3 separate regions of the Homo sapiens genome follow, and all the other regions are linked to region 1. A link is a loop called in an ENCODE intact Hi-C map of the cell type or tissue named here. Cell type or tissue: Calu3. All regions are shown on one strand. Each heading gives the region's core, and the rest is flanking DNA. Links, peaks and the distances in the headings are about the cores only. Region 1 has its middle 31 kb from the start of WDR17. Region 2 overlaps WDR17 (WD repeat domain 17). Region 3 has its middle 20 kb from the start of SPCS3-AS1.

Region 1 (10,681 bases), core at 1,875-9,874:
TATGTGTGTAATATTACATATATACCTACATAAAAGAGAGAAAGAGCAGTAAAGCAAAACAAAGGCAGCAAATGTTAACATTTAGGGAATCTAGAAGGTTTGTTTCATATTCTTACCATCTTCCCATCAGTCTGAAATTATGTCAAAGTAAAAGCTGAAAAAAGAATGAAGCATGATTTTTTGTCATTTTCAAATACTATCCGTTGTTATGATCTTGCCAAATATATTTTCAGTCAAAAATCCAAAATTTTATAGGTCATTTCCATTTAATCAAAGATATTAACAAGAAAATAGTTATTTTTGCGCAATGTTGGAAGCCTGTGATATGTATTACTCTAAATTCTGTTTGCATGTCCTCATGTCTAAGCACCTGGTAGTTTTTGAAATGGGTAAGTGGCAAATAGCTGCAATACAGAAGGATAGTATTATTAACCTATCTGAGGTAACCATGTTTTGAATAGCAAAATATATGTGCTTGTAATTTTTTAGGCTACTAAAAAGCTGTAATATTGACTTAATGTCAGTGGATAAATGAGAGAAGAATATCTTACTGCCCTGAAATTATGGGGCACCTTGATTTAGAGAAGAAAAATAAAAACAACAGCAAAAACTCTGTTTCATGAACACAGCTGCATTCAGAGCCCTAACAGTATAAAAAAGATGAATATTCATCTTGCTCTTAATGAACTTTCCAATTGATTGAGGTAAAATGTATGCCTGAAACATATCAAGTACAAATATGTATATAAACTTTTTTTAATTATGAAAAAAGAAATATTGCTTCATTTACATATCTTTATTGATACAGGAGATTTTTCTTTTTAAACTGATATTCAAGGTAATTGATACTTGGTTCATCAAAATAAGTTTTAGCAATTGCTTCTTAAAATATCTCCAAAGGCATTATTTGACTTAATACCAGATGTAGGGCCATTCATGAATATTATTTCTTGTTCTCTTCAGGAACAGAGGAGGTTTAGTTCCTAGGATTTTTCTTACCTATGATGTTCAATTTATTGATTCTTTCAGCCTTCCCTTTTTCTGAGTACTTCAAATGAGCCAGAATTTGGTAATTCAAATGATCGTTAGAATTGCTGACAATGAAGAATTAGTATGCTCTGAAGTTGGTCTGTAGTCCTTTGATTCAAAATAAAATTGTGCTAGTTCTAGTGCTTATAACTTCAGATGACACAGAATCATTTATAGTATTATTTTCTGATTCTTGGCTACAGTCTTAGCTGTAGATACAGTTTATGTTACTGTGATTAGCGCAGCATAAAGAAATGATAAAGTATTGATGGACTGAAAAGCAGTTTTCTATGTGACTTTAAAACTAAGTAATCAACATAATTGGTGATGAGTAGTATAGAGAATATTCTATTAACTTTCATTCAAATGGCAAAAAATATATCTGTAGATTATGAGGTAAGAAAAACATCTAGCTAATTTTATGATGGTGTTTTGATTTTTAATAATTGAAAGATAAAAAAATACACATCGATTCCCTATTCTTTTTAAAGAAATCAGTGACAGGTAGTAAAATGATAAAGTCTGTATTTCTCATAACATAACTAATACTATATTCAATTAATAAATGAAACCAATCTAAGAATCTTATAGTGTCCTGAAGTTGTTGGGGAATCATTTTTATCCCATGCTGGTCTTTGTTTATCTGGCAATTGTAAGGTAGTGGACAAAAATGGGATATAGAAACATCAGAGAAGAATGAGAATGACTAAGTTAGTGTTCTGAATGTTTAGAGTGGAGGTTTTATTTAGAAAGTGCAGTGAGGCACATACAGAATGGATTCATTTTTAATTAAAGCTCTGACATCATGAATTATACCAATCATATGTGATATTTTAATGTAACAGGACCACTTGTATGCAACAACAACAACAAAAACAAGGCTGGGCACAGTGACTCATGCCTGTAACCCCAGCACTTTGGGAGGCCAAGCCGGGGGGATTACTTGAGCCCAGGATATTGACACCAGCCTGGGCAACATAGGATAACCCCGTAACTACAAAATGAAAATAAAAATAAAAAGTTAGCTGGGCTTGGTGGTGCACATCTATGGTCCCAGCTACTTGGGGAGGCTGAGGTGGGAGGATCGCTTGGGCTTAAGAGGTCGAGGCTGCAGTGAGCATTGCTTGCACCACTGCACTGCGGTCTGGGCAACAGAGCAAGAACCTGTCTCACAAAAACAAACAAACAAACAAAAACGGCAATAAAAAAAACAAACCGCCGTTAACACATACTAAGTGCTTACCATGGGATGTATGACTTTACAATGGATTAAGTTCTCATCTATTTATGAAGTGTAATTATGAAGCAAGAGGTAGCTTGGTCACATTAACATTGCTAATAAGTCCTTAAGCAACTTCTACTACAGAAGTGCTTCTCTAATTTGTCCAAACCAACACAGCACTTGGTATTCTGAGTAGTTTCTAATCTTCCTGCCGCTCACCTTATATCCTTTTTTCCTGTTTTTGTCATCCAGTCAACCTGAAGATTAATGCAGCTTCTGTAGCCCTGATCTCCTGATTCCCTGTTCAACCCAATTTATATGCAGCCTGAGGCTACTCTGGAGAGATACTTTAACACCTCCTCCCTCGTGCCTGGGGCCTTATACAATCATCACAACCAGCATTGCTGCTCGCTTGCCCAGGCCTGTGAATGACACATGTTATTACTACTCTATTTCTACTTCATGAAATTAGGTAACTGGGTCATTTACTTGTGAAAGGACTGCCTGTAGTGTGATTTCTTTTAACTAAAACTTTCTTTGCGAGGACTCAAGTATTGTATTTGGCTGCTCTTTGTCTTTCAGAGATTGGATATTATGGGTATTATGTTAATTTAAAAAGGACATTCATTCATTTAATAAATATGTCTTGTGCATCAATAAGTACATAGTAGAAATCCAGTCCTAAATGCTGTGGATATAACAGTAAACAATATAAACAAAGTCCCTGCCTTTATATTCTAGTAGGAATAGTGAGAAATAGACAGATGAGATAGGTAGATAGATAGAAGATAGATAAATGAAAGAGAAATAGGAGAGAAATGGATGATGATAGAAAACAGATTAGATGGATGGATAGAGAGATACTAGATTGGATGGATGGATGGATGGATGGATGGATGGATGCATGGATGGATGGATGGATGAATAGATAGATGATAGATAGATGGATAGATAGATAGATAATAGAAAAGAAAGGAAGAAAAAGAAAATAGATTAGGTGGATGGATAGATACAGATTAGATTAGATAGAAGGATAGTTAGCTAATAGATTAGATGGATGGGTGGGTGGATAGATAGATACAAAGATAATAGATTACATGAATGGATAGATAATAGATTAGATATATTGACAGATGAATAATATAGATTGGATAGATGGACAGTTAGGTAACAGATTAGATGGATGGATAGATGGGTGGGTGGATAGACACATAGATAATAGATGAGATGGATAGATAAATAACAGATTAGATGAATGGGTGGAGGAATGGATAGTTAGATGATAGATAGATAGATAGATAGATAGATAGATAGATAGATAGATAGATATGATATGATAGGAAGATAGATAAACAGATATATATCAAGTATTGTTGACTGCTGCAAAAGAGAACTAAAACAGGATAAGAATAATAGAAAGTAGCAGGGAAAGAGTTGCTATTCCATATAGTGTGGTCAGGAACATCTCCTTGATAAGACAACATTTCATCAGAGACCTGAAGGAAGCAAAAGAAAAACACATGAGCTTCCACACAGCAAAAATACTATCATCAGAGTAAACAGGCAACCTACAGAATGGGAGAAAATTTTTGCAATCTATCCATCTGACAAAGGGCTAATATCCAGAATCTACAAGTAACTTAAACAAATTTACAAGAAAAAAAAAACCATTAAAAAGTGGGTGAAGGATATGAACAGACACTTCTCAAAAGAAGACATTTATGCAGCCAACAAACATATAAAAAAAAAGTTCATCATCACTGGTCATTAGGGAAATGCAAATCAAAACCACAATGAGATACCATCTCACGCCAGTTAGAATGGCAATTATTAAAAAGTCAGGAAACAACAGATGCTAGCGAGGCTGTAGAGAAATAGGAACACTTTCACACTGTTGGTGGGAGTGGGAGTGTAAATTGGTTAAACCATTGTGGAAGACAGTGTGGCGATTCCTCAAAGATTTAGAACCAGAAATACCATTTGACCCAGCAAACCCATTTCTGAGTATATACCCAAAGGATTATAAATCATTCTACTATAAAGACACATGTACATGTATGTTTATTGCAACACTATTTACAGCAGCAAAGACTTGGACCAGCCTAAATGCTCATCAGTGATAGACTGGATAAAGAAAATGTGGTACATGTACACCATGGAATACTATGCAGCCATAAAAAAGAATGAGATCATGTCCTTTGCAGAAACATGGGTGAAGCTAGAAGCCATCCTTCTCAGCAAACTAACACAAGAACAGAAAACCAACACTGCACGTTCTCACTCATAAGTGGGAGTTGAACAATGAGAACACATAGACACAGGGAGGGGAACATCACACACGGGGGCCTGTCGTGGGTTGCGGGGGTAAGGGAAGGGAGAGCATTAGGACAAATATCTAATGCATGCATGTATGTGGGGCTTAAAACCTAGATGATGGGTTGATAGGTGCAGCAAACCACCACGGCACATGTATACCTTGGTAACAAACCCGCACGTTCTGCACATGTATCCCAGAACTTAAAGTAAAATTTAAAAAATGAAAAAGAAAAGAAAAACACACATAGAAATCTGGGAGAAAGGTAAGTTAGGGGCAAGGGCACACCAAATAAGACCAGTGCTTAGAGACTAAATTTTAAATTACCTATCTTGTTATGGATTTCATGTAAAGAAGATATTCTCTAGTAATAACTAAGAAAATGTGGGTGCCTATAGCAGCAGTGGATAACATTTTTCCCACGATATGAATACCCGGTAGGCCCCACAGCATGAGAAGATACATCTACAGCGTTGCAGAGAGCCTCCTCCACATGTTTAATGCCAAAGAGAAACTTTAAGTGAAGCATATTTCATTTCTTATAGAAAATGAAGATTTAAAACCCTAAAGAAAATTCTGATTCACTTGAAGAATCTGCTCTCAAATAATTGTAGTTGAAATCACATTCCCACCAGAGGTCAGCCTAACCACAGGAATGAATTGTTAATTGGCAAAGCAAACTGGTGTTGATTTTTTACAAAATATAATGCTAATGAAATTGTGGCTTAAATCTCTTTATTTCTTTATGTTGTTTTGTAGTAACTAGCTACTTGGGTGACAAACCATCATGGTTTGAGCAGATCCTTTAAGTGAATCCAATTTTTCTTCAGGTAAATTTTCCTTTTCTATTTGTAATGAAATATGCTTCACTTAAAGTTTCTCCTTTGGCATTAAACATGTGGAGGAGGCTCTCTGTAACTATGTTGTAAATGTACCTTACCACGCTGTGAGGCCATGTTATGTGCTCACATAGTGGAGAAAATTTTACCCACTGTTGCTATTGGCACCCACATTTTCTTAGTGGGGCTGAGGGATTTCCAAGGAGCAGGGAGGTGGGCCTTTCAGTACTGGAACCAGGAAAGTCCTGAGCTAATCAGGAGCAGCTGTTGACTCTATTGGAGTGACTTAAGCGTTTGCGTTTAGTCAGATTTTTGTTTTTTAATTTAGACAACCGGGCAACACAGAGTTCCGATTCAGAAGGTATAGGAAACTGAATTTTTAACAAGCTCCTTGACAATTTGGGTACAAATAGCCCTTGTTTCAAAAACACTGGTTACAAGATTTCCTATTTAAATTATCTGAAAGGGGGGATATGTTATATTAGCCTAAGAAGAGAAACACACATATTAAATACTAACTAAACAGAACAATATATTACTATAACCTTATTTTATCTTTTCCCAAAAAAATTGCTTTTACTTCATAATGAAGAAATTATTTATCCCCTATTAAACTGAGTTATTTATAAAAATACATATTTTATCCACCCTTTAGAAATAAAACTCAGTTATATAAAGTGTATATTAAATTATAATCATAATAATGATTATTGATTGCCTACCATACACTAGCTGTGTCCTAGCACATTTATATCCTTTCCTAATTTAATCCTTAAAATAACTCCGTAAAATAGGTACCATTTTTCACACTTCACAAATTAGGATACTGTAGCTCAAAGAAGTTAAGTAAATTTCTTGCACCACAAGCCTAGAAAGTGACAACCTGGAGCCCAAACATATGTCTATGGCTTAAAATTCATTTTCTTTTTTCTGAAACAACCATGGCAACTCCAGACTTTACCCTTTTTACATTTTTCAGTGTGTCTCTCCCCAGGCATTTGTGGAGAAGTTACAGAGGCCATCCTCGTTACTTACAAAGTGAATCCTTGATATATTTTTCCCAGCAGAAATAACCAGATACAGATTCTCTACCTCTGAGCAAAAGCTTCAAGCCAAACTCTCAAACTCGCTCATTTATTGTTCTCCATTGACTTAAGTCCAAGTGCTGTCACCTTTGAGATTTCAGATTTGAGTTATAAATTATCTCATTATTAGGCCTACAGAGAAAAAATTGGGTTTAAGACTGTGCTGAGTCAGATCTAAGTTAGTTTGGGGTGATAATGTGGACTATTATCCAGTTAGGATTGGCCCATGGATTGAAGGACTGCAGTCTCACCAAGAAGTGGGTCTAAACTAGGAAGGAAGTGCCAGTGGACTCCTCCTTGGAGTCTGTCTCTCATAGTTGACTACTCCATCCAAAATATCTCTTTCATTTTTCAGGTCACAATTCTCCTTGCATCCCACTTTATATTATACTTAGCTGTAATACTCTCCAATTCTGATTTTAATCTACTTTCTATTTTCACTAGGTTGAGGCTCTACTCCACTCACTCTTGGACTAGAAAATTTACGTTAGTCCTGTCCAGTCACATTATGGCTCAGAGAGTCACCATATTTTACATTGTACATGAGTTTATTTCTCTATGAAATGGAAATCTGGAAACATAATATTTTATCTGTTTTAACCATGCAACTAACCTCTGTATTTACACTGAGAGTTCTTCAAACTCTCAGAGGAGAGCTAAGGACATAATACTCTGCATTCCCCACCACCACTGGACTTTCATTTGTAAGTCACAGGCACCTGGGAAGTGTAGGCCTGTTGTCTGTGTTTCCTCCTCTTGCAGGGGTATGGGTTTTTTTTGTAATTCTCTCTGTGGTTTTTCTTCCCACAAGCCCAGCTAGAGAGTGAGACAGAGCCTCTTCTGCCCCTCACTTTCTATGAAAATCAGCACACTAAGCTTTTGGTATTAAGGGATTTACTGCCAGTTGATTCTGTTCACAGAGCACCTAGTGTTTGAGACCTTTGATTTGAAGTGGGCACGGATTTGTTGGATGCTTTTGGGAGCAGGCTGAAGAGTTGGGTTGAGACTGGTGATAGGACAAGTCTACACAGTAGACTAGTGGTGTGTAAAGTGAGACCCACGAATGGCTGGGTTTCCAGAGATCATTTACATAACATCACATTTTTTCACATAAAAATACTAAGGCATCATTTGCCTGTGTTTTTCTCTTATTCTTTCACTATAGTTTTCTAGAGGGCTCATGTGCGTGATATCACCACAGATTGAATGCAGAGCAGATAAGAGACTTCAGCAGTGATTTTCTATTAAACCATTCATTAGAGAGATTTCAAAAATGTTAAATAACATTGCTCTTCTCACTAATTTTTTTTATTTTGGCAAATACAGGTATTTTTCCTAGAAAACGTGTTATTTATGTTAACTTGCAATGAGTTAATTAGTGTTGTTTTTATAGAGATTTAGTAAAATTTTTAAATTATTAGTTTTAATTTCTAATGCCATAAATTTCAATATTACCCAAATAAACCCAAGCTCTTTGGGGTCCTCAATAATTTTTTAAATTGTAAATCATACCTTTTAATTATATCTGCTTTTTCATCTAATTGTTTGTTATAATATAATTCTCTTAATAATTGAATTATGTTTGCTTACATGTCTTCCCCCTCGATGGACCATAAATTTCCTGAAGAAATAGTCCATGTTGTTTCATCCATGTGTTTACTTCCCTAACAGAATCTCTATTACAATGCCTGAGGCACAGTTAACACCCAATAATAATTATTGAGTGAACAAATAAATGGGCAAATATCCCCCGCCTTAACTTCTTGCTCGAATGCTAAGCCATCTTCTATCAAGTGGATATTCTCCCTCTGAAGTTATCTGTGACTCAACATGTCCCCATCTTCTGCTCTATTCTCCAGCTTCCATAACGTGATTTAGTAACATCATCATGAATCAATCAATATCTCTGTCTCTCTATCATTCTGTCCTGCTCTTCTCTCCCCATGTTCTCACTCCCACATGCAGACACACACATGTGTACACATGTCACACACATACATACAGATGCACTTATTCCTGGAACACTCTTATTTTCAGTTCAAGTCCCAGCCCAAAGTCACTTATCCATTACAACAGCATTATAATTGTACCAACATCCATTTTTATTAAATTGGTGCAAAAGTAATTGTGGTTTTTGCCATTATCTTTAATGGCAAAATTAATTAAAGATAATGGCAAAAACCACAATTACTTTTGCACCAACCTAATATATTATTGCTCCTGTTGAATTGTGAATCATTTAATTGTAGAGTTCTTATTTTACTCTATTTTTAAATTTTTTCTTTAGCTTTTAAGTTCAGGGGTGCATGTGCAGGTTTGTTATATAGGTAAACGTGTGTCATGGAGGTTTGTTGTACAGATTATTTTATTACCCACGTATTAAGGCTAATACCCCCTTGGTTATTTTTCCTGATTCTCTCCCTCTTCCCTCCCTCCACCTTCCAGAATGTTCCAGTGTCTGTTGTTCTCCTCTATGTGTTCATGTGTTCTTATCATTTAGCTCCCACTTATAAGTGAGAACATGTGGTAATTGGTTTTCTGTTCCTGCATTAGTTTGCTAAGGATAATGGCCTCCAGCTCCATCTATGTTCCTGCAAAGGACATGATATCATTCCTTTTTTCTGGCTGCATAGTATTCCATGGTGTATATGTAATACATTTTATTAATCCAGTCTATCATTGATGGGCATTTAGGTTGAGTCTGTGTCTTTGCTATTGGGAATAGTGCTGCAATGAACATAGGCATTCATGTACCTTTATGGTTGAACAATTTATATTCTTTTGGGTATATTCCCAGTAAGGGAATTGCTGGGTTGAATGGTAGTTCTGTTTTAGGTGTTTGAGGAATTGCTGTACTGTCTTCCACAGTGGGCAAACTAATTTACACTTCCGCCAACAGTGTATATTCATTCCTTTTTCTCCACAACCTCGCCAGCACCTGTTATTTTTTGACGTTTTAGTAATAGCCATTCTGACTCGTGTGAGATAGTATCTCATTGTGGTTTTAATTTGCATTTCTCTAATATTCAGTGTTATTTAGCTTTTCTTCATATGACTGTTGGCCACATGTATGTCTCTTTTTGAAAAGCGTCTGTTCATGTCCTTTGGCCACTTTTTAATGAGGTTGTTAATTTTTTTCTTGTAAATTTGTTTAAGTTTCCTATATTAATAGATGCTGGACCTTTGTCAAATGCATAGTTTGCAAAAATTTTCTCCCATTCTGTAGGTTGTCTGTTTACCCTGTTGATAGTTGTTTTGTTTGTTTGTTGTGTTTTGTTGCTGGGGAGAAGCTCTTTAGTTTAATTAGATCCCAGTTGTCAATTTTCGCTTTTATGGCAATTGCTGTTAGCATCTTCATCATGAAATCTTTGCCCATTCCTATGTCCAGAATGGTATTGCCTAGGTTGTCTTCCAGGATGTTCACAGTTTTGGGTTTTACATGTAAGTCTTTAATCCATCATGAGTTAATTTGTTTAAATGGTGTAAAGAAGGAGTCCAATTTCAATCTTTTGCATATGGCTAGCCAGTTATCCCAGTACTACTTATTGAGTAGGGAGTCCTTTCCCCATTGCTTGTTTGTATTGACTTTGTCAAGGATCAGAGAGTTGTAAGTGTGCAGCCTTATTTATGGGCTCTCTATTCTGTTCCATTGGTCTATATGTCTATGTGTCTGTTTTTATACAAGTACCATGCTGTTTTGATTACTGTAGCCCTGTGATATAGTTTGAATTCAGGTGGCATGATCCTCCAGCTTCTTCTTTTTGCTTAGGCTTGCTTTGGCTATTTGAGCTCTTTGTTGGTTCCATATGATTTTTTTTTTTTTTTTTGTCTAGCTTTTAGTGAACTATCATTGGTAGTTTGATAGGAATAGCATTGAATCTATAAATTGCTTTAGGCAGTATGGCCATTTTAACAATGTTTTCTCTCTCTATCCATGAGCATGAAATGTTTTTCCATTTGTTTCTGTCATCTCTGATTTATTTGGGCAGTGTTTTGTAGTTCTCATTGCAGAGATATTTCACCCCCATCTGTTTAGCTGTATTCCTAGGTATTTTTTCCTTTTGTGGCAATTGTAAATGGGATTGCATTCCTGATTTGGCTCTCAGCTTGACTATTCTTGGTGTATAGGAATGCTAGCAGGTTTTGTACATTAATTTTGTATCCTGAGATGTTGCTAAAGTTGTTTATCAGC
Region 2 (10,681 bases), core at 2,304-10,303, 88 kb after region 1:
CTGTTTTTTATTTTTACTTAGAACAACCAATGTATTAGACAGTGAGTAATGTTTGCCCCAATCTCTGAACAAAATATTGTAAAAAGTCAGCTATTCGGTGAGCTTCCATTAATGTAATTAGCAATTTTTCTTAAGGCTTTCCATGAGAAAAAAACAAATTATTTTGGCACAATGCTTTGTGATATATAAATTGTGATTGATGGCCTCAATTAAGACTTTTCATATCTCCCCATGTTTTCTGGTCATATCTGTTTGTCCAGCAATCACAAATTCTATAGGTTACTCCATTACTGTTTATATTGATTGATAATGCATTTCCAAGTACTTTAAATCCAGCTTTGTGTGAGATTAATTTTAAATAACACAACAAATTTTTCTTGAAATTCTTTCCATATTGTATGTGCCATAAACTAAAATGTTGCACGATATTATTGTTCTCGTAAAGATGTAACACAAAGTCAACGTTAGGTTATAACTGCATATAATAAACATAAATTCTAAATGTTTTGCAGAAGTAATGATTAATTTTATTATCACCTAGTGTATCCATGGATTTATCATCAGACACTATATACATCACATCCATTCATGGGGGAAGATTTTATTTATTCATCAGCTATATGCACCATAGTTTCTTTTGTCACTGGATATACAACTAAATAATACTTTCTAATTAACAGTCCCAGAATGATGAGATAATTGTGGAAAGCTTTTGGCAAATTTTTCATGTTTTTCCTTTCTTTGAAAATTTTCAGCTATCAATATCTCCCTCATCCAAATGTCTTCTTAATTTGAAGATTGAAAGCTTTGCTATTTTATTTGCAAAAAAATTATGACTATTTTTGGTGATTTCCATCTTAAGTAACACTTTTGAAATGTTTTAGGCTTATTTTTCTTTTTAGAATCCAGCTTAAGCAAAGTAGAAATTTGCATTAAGTGAACTTTTTTTTTCAACTTCCAAATACAGTTGTTGAATTTGATCTTGCCTCTGTATTTTTACTTCTTCTTCCTTTTGTTTCTAATAATCTAACAATCCATTTAAATGAAAATGCATATTAGTTTTTCCAAATGTAAAATGTAAAAATTGTCACCAACTTGAAAAAGTCACTTTATGTCACAGTGGATAATAATACTACCTACCTATCTCAGAATAGTGTTGGGAGAATTAAATTGCAACACTCCTTGAAAGTGCTTGTACATAAGTCACTATAAAAGTGTTTTCTATTATTATTATATGACACTGTTTCTGGTCCTTTCGCTTTCCTTGCTGTCTTTCTCTAAATATACAGTCGGAGAACCAGTATTCTATTGTCTTTCCTCTACTGTGCTGTGGTGGTTTGATCCATACAGAGTACCTCATCTCTTTTTTGGGTAAATTCTACTTCTGTTAATGTATCCTAAAACCATATCAACTATTTTACTGGCGTTTTTCATGTATACATTCATTCATTCAGCAAATATTTATGGAGTCCTCATTATGGGTCAGGCCCTGAAGTAGGCATTAGGCTTTGTTTTTGCCTCTTGGAGCACATAGACTGTTAACACAAACTAAACTTACTGTCAATCAGCGAATTTCCACTCTGTGTCTTTGTTCATATCATTTTCTCTTCCTGGGAAATACTGCTTATTCCATGTATTTAAACTCTACCCCTCCTTCTAGGTATAATTCAAATCTAATTTCTTTCCAGGACAGTAGCACAGTGGTTTCTAAACCTTTCTGCATATCAAAATCATTTGATGAAGCTTGTTAAAAATAAATTCCTGTGAAACCTCGTCTCTACTAAAAATACAAAAAAAAAAATTAACCGGGCATGGTGGCGGGCGCCTGTAGTCCCAGCTACTCGGGAGGCTGAGGCAGGAGAATGGCATGAACCCGGGAGGCGGAGCTTGCAGTGAGCCGAGATTGCATCACTGCACTCCAGCCTGGGCAACAGAGCAAGACTCCGTCTCAAAAAATAATAATTATTATAAAATAAATAAATAAATAAATTCCTTGGCTCAAACTCCACATGATCTGATATGTTATATTCCATTTCATGATTTTGATGCAGCCAGCTAATATATCAGTGTTGGAAGATGTGCAATCTCTCTCTCATAAATTTCTCATAATACTTATTTTATATATGATTTATTTGATCACAATAGCAGGTATATTAACAATTAACTTTTATATTCCATCTTATTGATGGAATGTAAATGTACCTTTACATAAATGATTTTATTTCCTTGACTTTCATGTGAAATAAGTGGTCAGCTATTTTTATTGTTATCTCCATTTTATAGATGAGGAAACAGAAATTTAGAGAAATAAAATGACTTGTTTTTCTGAGGCAAGGCTTAGATTTGAATCTAAATTCCTGATAAGACATAGATTATAACATTAAGTCCATTGTTTTTAAATCCTTATAGTAGCATTTATATTTTTATTCACTAATCCCTGTCTCCCTAACACACATTTAAAATTCTCTAAAGCAGGAATCTTATCCCACACTACCTTGTATACCTAGAATGCCTAGAGGTCTTATATACAAATACACAGTAAGAATGTATTGCTCTAATCTTTAATATATAGTCTACTAAAATAAAAAAGTCTATAAATGTATTTGACTATATGAAGCAAATGATCATGTAAGTAGTATTTAAACCTAACTAGATACATTTTCTTTCATCATGGACTTTCCCTGCCTATGTTCCCTGCAGTCTTTGGGATTTCTTTATAAATCCAATTCCCAAATAAGAAAGTAATGTATCTTAAAAATAATAATTTGTTTTAGAAATGTAAACAGGGCAAGTAATATTTAATGGTGTAATCTTATGCTGTATCTTTATTATGTATCTGTATTTAATGTATTCCAGGGATCCCTGCTTCTCTTAGTTGGTGCTGGAATGCAGAGGATGTGGTGGCATTTGTTTCCCACAGAGGCCCACTGTTCATTTGGACCATCTCAGGACCAGATAGTGGAGTGATTGTACACAAAGATGCTCATAGCTTCTTGTCTGATATCTGTATGTTCAGATGGCATACACACCAAAAGGGGAAAGTTGTGTTTGGTCATATTGATGGAAGTCTATCAATTTTTCATCCAGGTAAGAATTTAATTAGCAAGGTATCTTAAATAGTATATTTTTCTTATATATAATTTTGTACTTGCTTGGTCTTTCTAGTGACCAGTCCCCATTGTGAATAAAACCAAAAGTGACAAAATTTTAATTTTGATATTATTATTGTTAAAATGTTACCCAGTATTGTACTGAGTCTAAATATTCATTTGAAGTTTTATATATATATATATATATATATATATATATAATACATTCAACACAGCTGTGAATATTTTACTTGGAATTAACCTAAATCAGTCATTTTTCCCTTATTTGTATTTTTAATCAATTCTTTATTTCTGTACATTTACTAAAAAACAACCTGAATGAACAAGGACATACAGCTAGAGGATGTGATGGTTTACTAATACTAAATATTTTCCCATCTGCTTGTAAAAATACCATTCTGATGCCACGGCTCCTTGGCAAAGGCTTTGAAACTGGCATAAAAGAAAAATGATAACCCTTTGAACCCCTGTTAGTTAATTGATTTGGCTGAATGAAAGGGTCTGAGAAATTAATGTTCACTTACAAAAGTATGATTAAAAAATCAAAAATTACCTGAATTGCTTGCTTTCCCCTCAAAAATAAGTATTTTAACATTTGGGAAACATACTTTTAGCTATCTAGTATCTCTGTTGATGTATGTGACTTCTGGCTGGCTAGATGGATGAATGAAAGTGCTTTCTCAGGAACACGATAACTACTTTCACAAAACAAATTACATTTAATTTATCTGAAATTAATAGAAAAAAGAAATTGAAATTGAACAAATGAAATTGTGAAAATTTAAATAAATCTTTCTTCAGGAAATAATGTTTCTAAAGTTAAAAAGGATTGTGTAAAACATTGAAACATTGGGGCCATTATATTCTAAATACATTTTAAATGGGATCTATTATTTACCTTTCAAAGAAAGATAAAAATAAATGTTCATATGCTTCTTCCCCAGCTTCTCTCTCAGCTCTTTGTACACGTCCTCTGTTGTTCCTTCTGGTTGTACCAGGTTTACGTGGGGACAGTTTCATTGATTTGTCAAAGATTAGCATGAGGAGGGATCAATGACTGGTGCTTCTTCTGGATTTGTTGTACCAAGCACCTGCACTGCAACTTATCTGTTCTGTCCTTGCACTGGAAACAGATCCTGTTTTATAGTTGGTCATTAAGGCTGATAGTTAGGCAATAGAATTCATAGCTTTCTTTGTTTTGATCTGGTGAATACAACTTCTTTCTCTGTAACCTTTGTCTCCGGCAGTCTTCCTTAGTCTCAGGAATGCAATCTATAATAAATATGGCTGTATGCTGTGTGGTTCCTCCTCTTACCTCTCTGCATTATGTAACCAAATGTCATTAGTGATATTCCTCCACTTCTTCCCTGGCCTGCACCCAAAGATTTCATCAGGATTGTGACACTTTCTTTTCAAACTAGATCTGAAGAAGATATGAGGAGTGTGTTTTTATTTTATTCTAAATTGCACTCTAGATATTTTATACATTTTGTGATTTGTCATTTTTACCCTCTCCTTTATCATTGACTGAGGTTATCTTTTTTCTTGCTTTATTATTATTAGTCATCTTTGAAAGTTTCAAGCCATAAGACATTGAGACTTTTTATTGTGTATCTAAAATATAAAACATTGAGACAGTGCATGCTTATTTTGACATAGAAATAACAGAAAAGAAAAAAGACTACCTTTGTTTTCCCTCTCTTAGGTTTAGAGGATAGAATGTTTAATATTTGAACAGTCTGAGATATGTGCCTTCCAGAAGAGACCATTGTTTTTCAATAACCCAATCTTCCAGTTGTTAAACCAAGTGAAACCATCTATACCCAAGTCAGCATGTGTTATTTTTCTGTTCCACCCATATATTAGTTTATTAGGGCTGATGTAAGAAGACTATCACAAACAGGACAGCTTAGAACAGCATAAATTTTATTATCTCACAGTTCTTGAGGGCAGAAGTATAAAATAAGGTGTCAAGAGGGCCATGCTCCCCCTGAAGGCCCAAAGAAAGGATCTGTTCCAGGCCTGTCTCCTGGCTTCCTGTTCCTTGGCTTGTGGCAGTATAACTGCAGTCTTCACATGGCACGTGGCATCCCTGCTGTGTGTATGCATGTCTCTGTGACAAAATTTTCCCTTTTATAAAGACATAGTCATATTGGATTAAGCTCTACCCTAAGGGCCTCATCTTAGTTTGATCATCTGCGAAGGCCCTAATTCCAAATAAGATCACATTTGCAGGTACTGGGGCTTAGGACTTTAACACCTTTTTTGAGAGAGCACAGTTCAACCCATAACAACCCAATACAGACTTGTTAACCTCATTTATTCTGTAGGATTTATTTAGCAATTAATGTGCACAAAACATTATAAAAGATACAGTCCTGATAAGTATTTTCCTTTTGCATATACATGAGGGAATGGATCATGAAGGAATCACTACCTTTTAATTCTAACACTACATTCTGGATTGTGAGTTTGAAACTGTTAGCATTAATACCAGTATAGCTAGGCTTCTTACTTTTCATGAGTTGTTAACCTTATCTTCTTGATGACTTACTGGCACCACAGATGGTTCTATACCTACGTTACAACATAGGATTTCTCTCCTCCAGGTTCTTGCAGGAACCTATGACCTCAATATCTCTGTTGTCTAGTCCTTCTCAGAAGAAAAAATAAATATTCATGAGAACTAGCCACGATAATGTAGTTCATCATTTTAAATCAGTAATTTTTAAACTGTGCTTTCTATGTTTGTATACTTATGTGTGTGTATTGAGGGTAGGAGGGCTTCATAGATGATCCAGCTGAGCTTTAAGCCTTCTTCTCCCTTTCAGCCTGAAAAGCACCATGTTATCCTGTATTATTTACTGGATTTTCTTGTAAACATTCTCATATGAACAGAAGATTCCAGGGCAAAAAAATTGGAAAACTGCTTTAGCTATCTCAAATTGTATTCTCAGGCCAAGTTCATCGGAGAACCTTTTTAAAAATCTTTATTACAATCATGTTTAAATTGAATTGATTTTGGTATTACTCCATGAATGTGCCTTAATAAAATTTGCCTTGTTTTATTTTAGGAATGTTGTTGATGACACTCTCTATATAACTGTTACTTAGTGGAAAAAACAGACTCAGTTTCTCCTACTGTACTCTCACAGCACAGTTCTGACACTAGATGTGTGAGAGGCTTTCTCCACACATGAAGCAAGCGGTCACCTCTACAGCAGACACTCGCTGAGCGTCCTCCAATTCAATTCTGACACTACCTGGAGATAGAGTCACAACACACACACTGAGGGATCAGGCCCCATTACTGTCCTCTCTTCTGATGACAGTTGTTAAGCCCCAGCTTATTTTGCCTGTGTTTCTGAATGACTGGCTATAAATCGAGGTTCCCGTGGCCCCCTCCTTGCATTTGATTAGTTTGCTAGAGTAGCTCACAAAACTCAGGGAAACACTTTCTTACCTTATTATAAAGAATATTACAAGGATACAAATGAAAAGATGAAAAGGGCAAGGCATATGGGAAAGGACATGGGGCTTCCGTGCTGTCTCCAGGCATGCCGCCCTCCAGGAGCCTCCGTGTGCTCAGCTCTCTGGAAACTCCCAAATTCTGCTTCTTTTGGGTTTTTATAGAAGCTTTATTATATAGGCATATTGATTAAAACATTGGCCCTTGGCGATCAGCCTAACCTTCAGTCCCTCTTCCCTCCCTGGACATTGGGGGATGAGGCTGAAGGTCCCAACTCTCTAATCAAGCCTTGGTCTTTCAGTGACCAGTCCCCATTGTGAAGCCACCTAGTGGCCACCAGCTACCTAGTCAACTCATTAGCATACAAAAAGACACTGTAGAGATTCCAAGGATTTTAGGAGTTGTAATGCCAGGAAACAGGGATGAAAACCAAACATATATTTTACGATATCATAGTCTCCCCTTTAAAAACACACAGGAGACATTTATTTCTGGTCTCAATTCTGTAATTATGGGATTGCAGCAAGAGTTGTATTATCTTTCAATTGTGCTTTTTAAAGAAGAAACACACTTCCTTTACGATACTTATGACTAATTGGTACTTTCTGTTAAGGCCGCAGTCTCTCTAACTAGATGCTTCACTGCCTCTCTTGAGAATGAGAGGACTTGCCCAGTGGAGTTCCCATGTGGTATCTCAGCAGAATTTTTTTTTCCATATTTCCAGTTGTGTACATAAATTACAAAGAACAAGAAGTTTGTTTGATGATCCTTTGCTTTATTTAATTAGTCTTGTTTTAACTCCCTATCTTTCTGGCTTCCCTATTTATACTACTGGTTGGGTGTGAATTATAATTATGGCAAATGGTAAGACGAATGAGAAAGGAATAATAGTAAATACTAAGATGCTGTTTAAAATGTGCACCACTATTCTAAACATTTTAATCAAATTCATTTAATCGGTTTTAAAACTCTGTGAGATAAGTATTGTTATCTTCTCCATTATTAAAAAAAGAAAAAAACCACAAGACTGAGGCACAGGGAGATTAAGTATCTTGTCTGAGGCAGCAAAGCTAGTAAGAAGCAGAACAGGATCGGAACCAGGCAGTCAGCCAGCTCTAACATTTATCCTTTTAAATCACTATATGATATTCTTCATTTCAATAAGCACTTTCCCTATTTCTATGCTGCTGTAACCCAGTGAAATTTGTAATTATTGACAAGATCAGAGTATGTTATTTATCTGTATATTTTCTTACTGCTTTTCGGTAACAAATGGGAGACACATTCAAGGCACTGGAAATTGCCAAAACAGAGCATTGAGCCTGACCTTCATCATTAGGACAAACAGATCTTTCTGCATTCACATGTCAGTTACGCCTTCTGCATATAAGCACCACATTTGTATTTTCAATACCCTCAGAGATAGATATTGTACAAGGAAAAAGTTAGCATCATCTAAATTATTGATCTTTTCTGCAAGTTTTTTGGAAATAATTATCTCTGTATTTTAACAGGTAATAAAAATCAGAAACATGTTTTGAGACCAGAATCTCTTGAAGGGACAGATGAAGAGGATCCAGTTACGGCCTTGGAATGGGACCCACTATCTACTGATTATCTTCTAGTGGTTAATTTGCATTATGGAATTCGCCTGGTAGATTCTGAATCACTTTCTTGCATAACAACATTTAATCTTCCCAGTGCAGCAGCTTCTGTACAGTGCTTAGCCTGGGTTCCCAGTGCTCCTGGGATGTTTATAACTGGAGGTAAGCTAATCCCCATAACCCAGAGTTTTAAATACGTGTATATATTCTTTCGTTGAATTTAGGAAATTGTCCTTTATAGGTTGATTTTGTGTAAAATGTATTAATAGCTCAATTATTATTTATTGTAGTAAATTACTAGTGTACTTTTATTTATATTGTATGTCATTAATGATAAAATGAAATGACAAATAAAAATGAAAAATAAGGTCCACTCTGCCAGGTTTCTGGAAATACCTTGGAATATATTATATATGTGCACACATGTGAGCATGTCTGTGTATGTGCAAAAGACAAAGACAGTTCCATTTCAGGCATAGTAGGATGACAGTGAAGGTACTGAGCATAAAAACAATTACCTGATGGGAGCTTTATTAGCCTCACTGTCTTAGTCCATTTTGTGTTGCTGTAACTGAATACCACAGAATATTCTGCTATAACAGAATACCACAAGCTGAGTAATCTATAAACCATAAAAGGTTTATAGTTTATAGTAATCTAAACTATAAACTAGTTTAGATTAGTTTAAGGCTAATGTAAAGAGGCTGGGATGCCCAGGAGCATGGCACAGGCATCTGGTGAGGAACTTTGTGCTGCTGAAAGCAGGAGAGGACAAGAGCATGAAAGCAAGGGGAGACCTAGCTGGCTTTTATAACAAAGCCACTCTCACAATAAATAACCCACTCCTACACTGTCTATATTAATCCATTCATAAGAGTAGAGCCTACATGACCTAACTGCCTCTGATTAGACCCTATCTCCTAACAATGTTGCATTGGGGATAAAGTTTATAACACAAGAATTTTGTGGGAGGCATTCAAACTATAGCACTCACTGATCCGTGGGTTGAATGGATACTCCTTCATGCTTTCCTAGTCAAGAGGTCATGAGAGAATTAGCAAAGCTAAGTAGTGATAGGGGATGGGAAGATGGGGGAATTGAGGAATAATTAGAAACTAAATGACTCTCTACTTTTACCATTTGATTGTGTTCAGAGAGAGAGACCTCTGAAAGAACAGAATGTTTTTGGCTACTGTATAAATTCTTCCCATATTTGCTTAGCGTAAAATAATAGGCAAAGACTCTTTATCCTCTCAAAATTTTAAAATAAATTATTCACTTCTTTAATACTTAACATAATAGTGACGCCACCCTGTATCTGTGGGTTCTGCATCAGTGGATTGAACCAACTATGAATGATAAATGTTAGGGGAAAAAAATTCCACAAAATTTCAAGAAGCAAAACCTGACTTTGCAGTGTGACAAGTACTATGTTGAACCCATGTGAATAATGTGATGTGTAGGCTTTGGATTAGGTATAATAAGTGATGTGGCTTGACCGTGTCTCCACCAAAAATCTCATCTTGAATTGTCATTGCCATGATCCCCAACTGTCAAGGCCGGACCCAGCTGGAGCTAATGGGATCATGGGGGCCACAGTTTACCCTATGCTGTTCTCATGATAATGAGTGAGATCTCACGAGATCTGATGGTTTTATAAGTGTCTGGCATTTCTCCTGTTTGCCCTCACTCCATTCCACTGCCCTGTGAAGAAGGTGCCTGCTTCTACTTTGCCTTCCACCATGATTGTAAGTTTCCTGAGGCCTCCTCAGCCATGCAGAACTGTGAGTCAATTAAACCTCTTTTCTTTATAAATTACCCAGTCTTGGGTATGTCTTTATAGCAGTGTGAGAACAGACTAATACAATAATCTGGAAATGATTTAAAGTATACGAGAAAATATGCATAGGTTATATGCAAATAATATGCCACTTTATGTAAGAGACTTGAGCATTCCTGGATTTTGTTATCCGTGGGAGGTCCTGGAACCAATCTCCCATGGATAACAAGGGGCAACTGCACATGAAAGTAGATGGATTCTTAATTTATATATCTTAATTGCCTTTAACTTTTCAGGATATAATTAATAATAGGCATGGAATTTTTTTTTTTTTTTTGAGACAGTGTCTCGCTCTGTCACCCAGGCTGGAGTGCAGTGGTGCAATCTTGGCTCACTGCAACCTCCACCTCTGGGTTCAAGTGATTATCCTGCCTCAGCCTCCCGAGTAGCTGAGATTGCACTGTGGTGCATGCCACCATACCTGGCTAATTTTTCTATTTTTAGTAGAGACGGTGTTTTACCATGTTGGCCAGGCTGGTCTCAAACTCCTAACCTCAAGTGATCCACCTGCCTCAGCCTCCCAAAGTGCTGGGAATACAGGCATGAGCCATCATGCCCAGCCCAATAGGCACGGAAATTGTTTTGTATTTTATTACTATTACTGAAATATGCTTCACATATAAAATTCACCATTTTTAAAGCATGCAGTTCAGTGGTT
Region 3 (10,681 bases), core at 1,350-9,349, 310 kb after region 1:
GAAAAAAGGAAATGTGGAAAAGTTTATGAGATATTTGTATATAGTTTACTGAATAATATAAAGCATGTGCCTTTGTAACTACTACTCAGATCAGCAGTTGGAACAATACTATTACTCCATGCCTCCCTCCCTATACTTCTTCTGGATCACAACCTGTTACCTTTCTGCGGTCTTCAGTTTTGTGTTAGCCATTTTCTTGCCTTGCTTGAAAAGTTTACTACCTCTGTTGCATCCTATCAGCTTTACTGCCATCATGGACAATAGGAACATCTCAGTGGCTTACAAAAACAAATGTGTATTTCTTGCATCAATAGGGGCTTAGGATATACTCCTCACATCTCTTCATTCCAGATTCCACATTGAGAGAAAAGTTCCTTTTGGGATTCCAAAGGGCAGTTAGAACTGTTGGAAACTCTTGGAGCCTCTGATTGAAGGTGATGAGCATCAGTCTACTCCTTTAATTGACTCAAGTATGTCACATGGCAAAGCCAAGGAGTTGAAGGGTTGGGGAGCTAGATTCCATAGGGAAAGAGCACAAGTCACATGGCACTGAGTAATACTCTTACAGGAAAGGAGGAGGGAATTCTTAGAAATGTAATATAAGCTATCACACATTCCTAAGCGATACAGTTTGGTTTGGTTTGGTTATGAACATAAATGTAATCTTACCATAAGAATTTTTGGTCTTGCTGCTTTGGCTTAGCATTAACTTTAAGAGAATCATTTATGTTTTTGTGTGAAGGTGTAGTTCATTTTCATTGTTAGGCAGTAATTCATTGTAATATAGTCATCCATAGTAGGCATCCGGAGTAGGCATAATTTATTTACCTGTTCTGTTGACAGACATGTGCTCTGAATGTTCTTGTACAGGTAGCCTGGTGTATGTGTTTCTCTAGGAAAGGGATCTTCACATTTTGTTGCTTGTGTAGCACATCAAAGATTTTTTTTAAACTTTCTTAAATACTGAAAAATTTTCATCTTGTCATAGAATGTAATTTTTGGCACATTGCAAGTATTAACATTTTAAAGTACCAACTGCACATTACTTTTTTTTGCATTACTTTAAAAATGTATCTAAATGTATCCAGTGGAATATGGTATTTATATGATTTGATAGAATCATTCATTTTCTAATGAACAAATTCTTCCTTAGTGGTCAAAGTTCTTATCATTTCTTTTTCAAATTATATTTACATGCCTCTAGCAAAATTTTGTCCTAATGGGTAATACTCTAGAGAGTGCTATTTTCAAGTCTTTTATTAATAACTGTACCACATTTCTTTGTAACAAAAATGTGCATGTAAATTGAAATTTATCTTTTACAATTTCCTCTGACCCCAATATTCTAAGTTCTAAGGGTGTAAAAGTTATTCTGGAGTAAGTTAATTCTGCAGTTATCAATAGTACACAGTTGATCAAAACAAGAAGTATATTAGAAATGTGATAGATAATCGTAACTCTTGATGAGATGGAATTAGATATGGGAGGGGATAATTTATGTTGCTTTCATTAAGGGAATTATTAAATTATTTCTTTGTCCCCAAGGTTTGATGCCTTGTGGCAGTGCACCATAGCAAGATTCTGGATGAGGTGAGGCTTTCTTTGTGAAAGGGATGATGGAGGGAAAGAACCTCAAGCCTGGGCGCATTACCAGCCAGATCACTTTAGAAGTACGTGTGAGAGCAGAGCTGATTTCCATACAGCTGTCTGTCACCATGCACAAAGTTCCATGTTCCTCCTAATCGAAGACCACTGCTCTAGCATACACACCTAAGATTGGAAATTCCTAAGTCTTATGGAATTCATATCAACATCTTTACTATATATTACCAAACTTTCCCAAAGTGGTTTTTCCAAGTGTGAGTTCTCTTTGCCTAAATTTGGGTTTGCAGACTTTAGTTTTTGCCAAGCTGGTGAATAACCAATGGTATCTTATTTTGGTTGTAAATTATATTTCTCTGTTTGCTAAAATGAGAAACTTCTATTCATGTTTATTGTTCATTTGGATTTCTTTTGTAAGGTGCCTGTTCAAATTTTGCCCATTTTCTATTTGTCTTATTGATTTGTAGGATTTCTTTGTATACTCTCAGTTTGAGTCTTCTAGCTTACCCCTTCACTTTTTCATGGTTCCTTTTGATCAATCAAGCTTCTTAATATAATCAAATGTATCAGGCTTTTCTTTCATTCAATAATGCTCTTTTAACCTTTCTCCCAGCTTCTTCAGTGTTATGAAATAGAAAGTGTCTTAGTTTTGAAGTCAGCAATATCTGGGTTTGGATTCTGGTATAGCCACTTTCTAGCAATGTGAAATTGGCTAAGCAATGCTCACTAGAGTAAGTTGTCTAAGCCTTATGTTTGATATTCATTGTTTGTGCCTGGCATTATTATGTGTGCTTTGCATATATTAAACTGAATGCTAACAACAACCCTACGAGGTAGGTACTATTATCATTCCCATTTTAAAGAAAAAGAAGCTGAGATCAAGATAGGTGAGTAACTTGCTCCAGGTCAGTATGGTAGGTAGTGGTAAAGCCAATATTCAAAGCCTGGCACCTGCACTAGAGCCTGAACTCTCCTCCATACAGACTGTGCTTCTTCCTCAGAAACATGGGAATGAGAATACCTTTCTTTTAGAATTGCTGTGAGCAAAAAAATATGTATGGGAAAGGACTTCCCAGCATTTTTAGTACATAGCAGGTTTTTGTTATTTCTGTGAAATGTAGCAGAGTTGAGGAAACAGAACCGAACGGAACACAAACATTAAAGTCTCTTTGCAAAGTCATATGTATTTTTTTTTTTTACAGATAATTGTAGAGCAAATTGAATAATTCTTTTACCTTGTTCAGAACAATGAGTCTTTCTTCAGTATCTTTGGTGTAGGAGACAGATGTTCTCTGAACAACAGACTTAGTATTTTTCTGGTAAGAATAGAAAAAAATCAATTTCTTAGCTCAATCATATAGATTAATTTCTTAATGATCTTGAAGCGTATAGGAAAATATACCCTCATTTTAACCATGTGGCCTAAAAAGGGCCAGAGAAAACAAATAATAAAGCTTTGAATGGAAGTTGGCGTGAAAGACAAAATGCACCAGGCAATAAAGATAATTTTGCTTTAGATATTATAATAGGGAGAATTTTCATTTCTGCAGCAGAATGTGTCAAAGAAATGAAGGAGGCTTGGGGTTTTATAGAGGCAGGTAAACAAGGGAGTCAAGGGGAAGGATGGGGGGGGTCAGTTCTTGGATATGCCAAGGGAGGTGGTTCCTTGAAGTTAACTGTTTCTCACAACATAAAAGGTTTTTTTTTAAAACCATTGCTTTTTCCTGGGAGCACAGGGCTCTGGAAATTTTCAACAATGTCACTGCCTTTAGGAAAGCTAAGAAAAATACGGAATCCTCTACTGTGACAGCAAGGATATGGGTCAGTATCCAGGCAGTGACAATGGTCAAAGCAAATGTGTAACAAACCTAATCAGGAGCCTAATCCCCTAAAGAGATGAGGAACCCAAAATCCAAAATGATTTATAACTTTAACTTAAAGACGGATAGTTCACTGGCCACCGACCAGCTCTTTGCACTTGATTGTAAATCAAGAAATTCAATTAAATATTTGCTCAGCATCTTTTTTTTTTCTAGCAAGTTCTTTATTTTAATTTTAACTTGAAATCAGTGCATTATATTAATAACTCCATTGGTCGTTTGTCTACTTAACAATCTTTGATGATCTTTCCCATAGTGAAATGATCCTATAAAACCATTGACAGGTTCTAAGATTTTTCCTTTGTCTACCCATCCCTACTAACTAGAAATACATTTCTGGGAAGTAGTCTAACAATAATTTCAGTTTTGAAAAGGGTCATGGATGGTAAGGAGACTATATTGTTTAAAGGCCTTTATTGATCCTTTTATAGATTTACTGGAAGTTGAAAACTAGCACAAAGAGGTCCCCTGTACTCCTTCACCTAGTTCTCCCTCATGGTGACATCTTACTAACTATAGTTCAGTATCAAAACATAGAAATTGATGTTGGTACAGTTAATAGACTATTCAGATTTCATCCATTTTACATTGTTCATTTGTGTGTGTTAGTATCTTTAATGCGCCAGACATTGCTTATACTCTGGAATGGAATGTGGTGATACAGACAGTTCTTCAAAACACTTTACACTTTCTTGGGAGGTGTTTGGTTTTGTTTTGTTTTGTAATGTGGCCTCAATTCTCAAACCTGCCTTTAAGATTTCTCCACTTGTCTTAGAGAGTCAAGAATTAAAGTATTCCAACTGCAGTGAATATTAATTAAAGAATAAATATATTAAAGTGGGTTGGAGGCAGGGGAATAACATGTCACTTGTCACATTGAGCCAGCTAGTTAGAATTCTCCTGACGGATGCAAAGGCCTAGGAAGCTTAAGTTCCTAGATAGCTGAGAATCTTTGCCATGAGTGAAAACAATAAGGAACATCACTACCTGGTTGGAATTGCCAAATTTGGCCAGGCGGATCAGTCCTTTCAAATCTAAGTCTCTGTGTTGGTCATTTTCCTTCCAGCAAGGAAGATCCATTATTTAACAGGTATACAATCTCCAGGAAAACCTATGAAAGGTCTGTCAGTATCTTCTGTGCTTTTATAACACATTCATAACACACACACAAAATTACAGTTAAAGTTTCACAAAATACATACACTTATGGGGATATGCTTATTTATTCTTTCATTCATTTTTTTAAAAATTGGTGGTTATTACCTGGTAAATCAATTTCAGGACCGTTGTTTAAAAGAAAAGTCAGTTCAAACAGTAGTAAGAATTGTTAGGTTGGTGCAAAAGTAATTGCTGTTTTTGCCATTAAAAGTAATGATAATAACAGCCTAAAAGTTTTCATAATAAGAGCTACAATTTACTGGCTACCTATTATGTGGTAGGTGATTTTCCAAGAAAATGACCAGTCATAACATTCTTGGGATTCATTCATTCAACACATAGTTATTGTGCTCCTATTTGCTAGGCATTGTTCTAGTTGACAGAGCAGTGACCAAAGCAGGAAAAAAAAAAATTCGCTAATGGAATTTACAGTCTAGCAGGGAGAATGTTTAACAGACACATGAGAAAATCATATTTCATGTCATAGGATGTAAGTACTATGAAGATAAATAATTAGGGAAGGGAGATAAGGAGTACTGGGATGCTAGTTTAAGTAAGATGGTCATGGCAGACTTCTTTCACAAGGTGATATCTGAAGGAGATGAAAGAGAAAGCCGCAGGGATACTGGGTGGAAGAGAAATCCTGGCTGAAGGTGTAGCAAGAGCCAGACCTTGAGGCAAGACACATATTGGAGAATTCAAAGGATAGGACAGTGGAGTTATGATTCAAATGCAAAACAATAGACTCAGGACATTGAGCTCAGGGTCAGACTTAGAGGGTCCTGAACACAGGTCTAGCTGACTCCAAAGTCAGTGCACTTTTACAAATAACCACATGTGCTACTGACTGCTCATCTACTATGTGTCATTTTCCAAACTCTTGCTCTAAATATTTGATGGCCATCTAACGTTTTCTGGTTAACTAAAAGAGTCAAATTACCCCTGCTAGAAATCACATTTCAAAGGAAATTGTCAACAAAAGAAATACACTCAGGACTACAAGCTTTCCAAACATTAATAAGAGGCAAATATGTCTAGTGCATTACTGTTTCAATTAATTAAATGATTAGTGAGATAGCACTGGAGAATCATTTTCACTATAAACGAAATATTTTTTAATCTAGTGTAAGCAGTAAAGTCACTAGAGAGGAAAGTAATTTTTCCAGTTTCCTGATTTAAAAATTTCTTTCTTTACGATAAAACGTGATAGCACCAGAGAGCCTTTGGCATGGCATTATGCACTGTGTAGACCTGATACCCTGAAGCTTTGTATTTCATGTTACCTTTATGAGGCGGAAAGTCTTCACACTGGCCAGATATGTGCTTGTGAAAAGGTTGGGTAAAAACAGTGCAATCATTACAGTGGTTTTTTCCCGAATGGGTTTTTTTTGTTGTTTTTTTTTTTTGCTCATAACTGGTCCTTTGGTGCCCTCTGGTGATACAGCTCATGAAAACAAGTACTAGATCGCTAATTCTCTCTCTCACACTATAGTATTGCCATCTAATGTACACAGTTTACAACACCAAAATGCAGAAAGAAAAATTACCCACAAGAATAATTGTACACTTATCAGTTTATTTAGTCTTGCCTCACATAAAAATTGCTAAAAGCTTTGAGTTGAGAGTGGTAATGTAAGAGAAAGCAATCTCTAACTTTGTGGGGTTTTTTTTTTGTTTGTTTGTTTTTTTAGTTTTTAGAACATGAGACACCTTCTCACTCTGTCACCCAGGCTGCAGTGTAGTGATGTAATCTGCACTCACTCTGGCCTGGACCTCCCAGGCTCCAGCAATCCTCCCACCTCAGCTCCTTGAGTAGCTGGGAACACAGGAAGGCGCCACCCCGCCCTGCTAATTTTTGTATTTGTAGAGATGAGATTTCACTATGTTGCCTGGGCTGGTGTTGAACTCCTGAGCTCAAGTGATCCACCCACCTCAGCCTCCCGAAGTGCTGGGATTTACAGATGTGATCCACTGCACCCAGCAGCAATGTCTAACTTCATAAACTGAGACTATGCTAATCAGTGACAAAGAACAAAATTTTTAAATTTCTAATAGACTAACAAATAAATCAGTCTTACCACTTCTCTGTGCAGATTGCCAGTAAATCTCCTTTCATTGAAACAAGGCAAATAAATTAAACATGGTGAATAACCCACTGACAGAAAGCATGGTATTTTTCTGGGCAATCTGAACTACAAATTGGCTGACAACAGGAAACAGTATGGCCCTACACTACATGATTTTCTATCATTAAAACTATGGAAATATTTTCCTTGTCCTCATGTCCTCATAGATATGTCTCTTTTAAATAGCATAGAGCTGGATTTTTAAAATCCAATCTGGTAAGCTATTTAAATTTAAATTGGTGGTTATAGTGATTAATAATGTAGTTGGGCTTGTTTTGCCCCTCTTATTCATGTATAATGTATTTTTATACTTGTTTTGTTCATATTGTTTTATTTTGAATTAATTGAATCTTTGTCTTTATTTTATTATTTTGTATTCATTGATTTAAAAAATTTTATGTTAACCTTGAAATACTGTCATGCAGATTTAATAAATTCTTAAGCTAATGATTCTTACTAGTTAAAAATGTAAAGTATTAAGAATGTGAGCTCCACGAGAGCTGGGATTTTTGTCTTTGTCCATTGCTGTATTCCCAGAGTCACAGGATCCTTGGGGTGTTGTCGCTTTTCCAGCCAGAAACCTCTGTGGCTGCTGGTGCCTTTGCCCAAGTTTTGCTCAGGCCTGCTGGGCTCATTCTGCCCACTTAGCCTGGCAGGCTGTGCTCGACTCGCGTTACTGGCCTGGATCCCTCACCTGCCAAGGGCAACCCCAGTGCAGAGTATTGAGTGGTGTGTGAGCAAGCGAGTGTGGGGTTCAGTCACTGCACACACTGAGGTACGCCTGCTGTGGTGGGGTGGACAGCTCCAGGTGTTGGCAAGGGTGCTGGCTCCCTGCTAGACTGTGGCTGGACCAGGCATACCACAAGCATCTTCCATGGCTGGCACGGGGGAACATGGTGGTGTCCACAAGCTTGGAGATGCCAGGAACTGCAGACCCCCAATGAGGGCCTCACAGCCCTGGCTTGGGAGCTCCTAGATCTGGGCTCCTCGAAAGGCTGCAGGTCTTCTCTTTTTCTCTCTTCTTTCCTCCTTGTTGCCTGCAATGTGGTGAGCAAGGGGCATGTTTCAGCCCTGCTTGTGTTACAGCTCTTTCAGCCCTGCCATATTTGGCAGTTCCTGAGTTCTTGTCCCATGTCCAGAAAGAATGAGGTATGTGGACAAGTGGAGAGTGAGCAAGGCAAAGAGATGCTTAATTGAGGGACAGAGCAGCTCAGAGGAGACCACAGAGGTAGCTCCTCTCTGCAGCCAGGTCAACCTGTTGTCTGCAGCCCTCAGTGGAGAGGAGGCCCAGAGTTGGTAGCTCCTATCCACAGGCAAGTTGTCCCATCCTCTACCCAAGCCTGGCTGAGTCTGGGGGTTTTATGGGCTTTAGAGGGGAGATACTGCATGCTGACTGGTCCGTGGGCAGCCGTGGGCAGGCCCAGAAAAAGCACCATAAGTTTTCTATCCAGTCTGCAGAACTGATAACCTGACCCCCAGGCTTCACTCTGTCCCTGGCTTGAAGGTGGGGCTTCGCTGGGTGACCTGCTCCTTTGTGCCCAGGAGTGTGTCTACCTCCTGCCACCATCAACCTGCCATGCACAGTGCCCAGGCTGTTTGTGCCAAGGGGTGCCTGTAGGCCCTGCACTGAGCTGCTCTCAGCCCCCACCTCAGCCTCCCTCCTGTGCTTGTCAGTGCCCAAAGTCGGATGGGGGCTGAGGTGGCAGGGGCCTGGCATGTCAGCACTGCCTCAAGCACACACACACACCCAGCTAGGTTGTGACAGCACCCAGGCTCATCCTCAACTTTACTACAGAATAGGAGTGGGTGCCAGAAGCAGGGAGAGGCCAGGCATTGGGAGCAGGCAATTCCAAGCCTGAGGGGGCAGGAGGGTTTCCTGGGCTCTGGAGAGCACAGGTGTTGGGAACAGGCCCCCAAAATCCGGCCATAAACTGGCCACTAAACTGACCATAAACAAAATCTCTGCAGCACTGTGGCATGTTCATGATGGCCATGACACCCATGCTGAAGGTCATGGGTTTACTGGAATGAGGGCAAGGAACACCTGGCCTGCCCTGGGTGGAAAACCACTTAAAGGCATTCCTAAGCCACAGACTAGCATGAGCAATCTGTGCCTTAAGGACATGTTCCTGCTACAGATAACTAGCAAGGCCCATCCCTTTATTTCGGCCCATACCTTTGTTTCCCATAAGGAATACTTTTAATTAATATATAAACTATAGTAACAATGTTTATCACTGGCTTGCTGTCAATAAATGTGTGGGTAAATCTCTGTTTGAGACTCTCAGCTCTGAAGGCTGTGAGATCCCTGATTTCCCACTCCACATGCTATATTTCTGTGTGTGTGTCTTTAATTCCTCTAGCGCCGCTGGATTAGGTCTCCACGCCTGAGCTGGTCTCGGCAAGTGGCGCCCAATATGGGAGGTTTGAAACCAGGTCAAAGGGTCCCCGGAGTGATGGTTGGAGAATGTGGAACTATGCTGGAGGACACCTGAGTACTCTTAAGCAATCCCTATGGTGAGTAAGAAGGGGAGCTCGGAAGCATCAGTGTAACAATGGGACAAGTGTGGGCTCTGGTTCGTTCCACCTTGGAACCTTTTCACACTGATGATGAGGAGAAAGGAGAGTATAATGAAGTAACAGAAGAAGTAACAGAGCAAGTTTGTTTGCCTGCTAAAGCTAAAGTGGCAAAGGAGGGAGAGGTTTATCCCTATCCTTCTGCACCCCCTCCTTATTTTGAAGAAAAAGAGTGGCCTGACCCTCCAGATCTTTCTTTTCTGGAGGATGCTGGGCAAAAAGTGATTGCCCCAGTGACTGTTCAAGCAGCGCCTCAAGCGATCGCTCTCAGTTCTATTCAGGCAGGAATTCAGCAAGCTAGAAGAGAGGGTGATTTAGAGGCTTGGCAGTTCCCTATTAGAATACACCCCCCAGATCAACAGGGAAATATTATAGCTACATTTGAGCCTTTTCCTTTTAAATTACTCAAAGAATCTAAACAAGCTATTAATCAATATGGACAAGGTTCTCCTTTTGTAATGGAACTGTTAAAGAATGTTGCTGTTTCCAGTCAGATGATTCCTACTGACTGGGATGCTCTTGCTCAAGCTTGTCTAACTCTTACTCAGTTCTTACAATTTAAAACCTTGTGGGCAGATGAAGTTTCCATTCAGGCTGCTTGTAATGCCTAGGCCCAACCTCAGATTAATATAACTGCAGACCAACTTTTAGGGGTCGGCGGCTGGGCTGGTTTAGATGCACAAGTGGTCATGCAGGATGATGCCATAGAGCAGCTTAGAGGAGTGTGCATTAGAGCTTGGGAAAAAAATCACTTCAGGAGGAGAACAATACCCTCCCTTTAGTTCTGTCAAACAGGGACCAAAAGAACCATATGCAGATTTTATAGCGCAGTTACAGGAGTCTCTTAAAAAGGTGATTGCAGATTCAGCTGCTCAGGATATAGTGTTGTGGTTATTAGCTTTCGACAATGCTAATCCCAATTGCCAGGCTGCTCTGTGACCTATTAGAGGGAAAGCACATTTAGTTGATTTTATCAATGCCTGTGATGGTATCGGAGGTAATCTGCATAAGGCTACTCTGCTAGCCCAGGCAATGGCAGGACTGAGAGTGGATAAAGGAAATACTCCGTTTCCTGGAGCTTGTTTTAACTATGGGAAGCATGATCATACCAAAAAAGAATGTAGAAAAAAATCAGCGAGTCAGGCTGCCAAATAGGGAGAAAAGAAAACTGCTGAGCCTGAAATATGTCCAAAATGTAAAAGAGGAAAACACTGGACTAATCAGTGTCACTCTAAATTTGATAAAGATGGGAACCCGATTTCAGGAAACACCATGAGGGGTCCCTCCTGGGCCCCGTTCTAAACCGGGGCATTCCGGCTCAGACCATTCCCTCACCAC

Evidence for each region. A loop is a pair of places that touch in the nucleus more often than their neighbours do. Peaks named below come from ENCODE experiments on the same cell type or tissue, not always from the same donor. Only the 100,000 strongest peaks of a DNase experiment are listed, where the experiment ranks them.
Region 2: a loop joins it to region 1, with 3 times the contacts of the local background. A loop is called at or near these places in 9 of 110 quality-filtered maps.
Region 3: it touches region 1 in a loop (16-fold over the local background); 82 of 110 quality-filtered maps call a loop at or near these places.

The regions. Positions count from the first base shown.
Region 1 is chr4:176,029,491-176,040,171 of GRCh38, forward strand. No RefSeq gene overlaps it. Among named protein-coding and RNA genes, the nearest start is that of WDR17, 31 kb to the right of the region's middle. In Calu3, for the core only: no CTCF peak of the experiment used is centred there; a DNase peak (open chromatin) is centred at 5,191.
Region 2 is chr4:176,117,011-176,127,691 of GRCh38, forward strand. WDR17 (WD repeat domain 17) reads left to right here. Exons shown (of 29, transcript NM_181265.4): 4 at 2,857-3,087; 5 at 8,094-8,345. Among named protein-coding and RNA genes, the nearest start is that of WDR17, 57 kb to the left of the region's middle. In Calu3, for the core only: a CTCF peak has its summit at 6,849; no DNase peak of the experiment used is centred there.
Region 3 is chr4:176,335,077-176,345,757 of GRCh38, forward strand. No RefSeq gene overlaps it. Among named protein-coding and RNA genes, the nearest start is that of SPCS3-AS1, 20 kb to the left of the region's middle. In Calu3, for the core only: no CTCF peak of the experiment used is centred there; no DNase peak of the experiment used is centred there.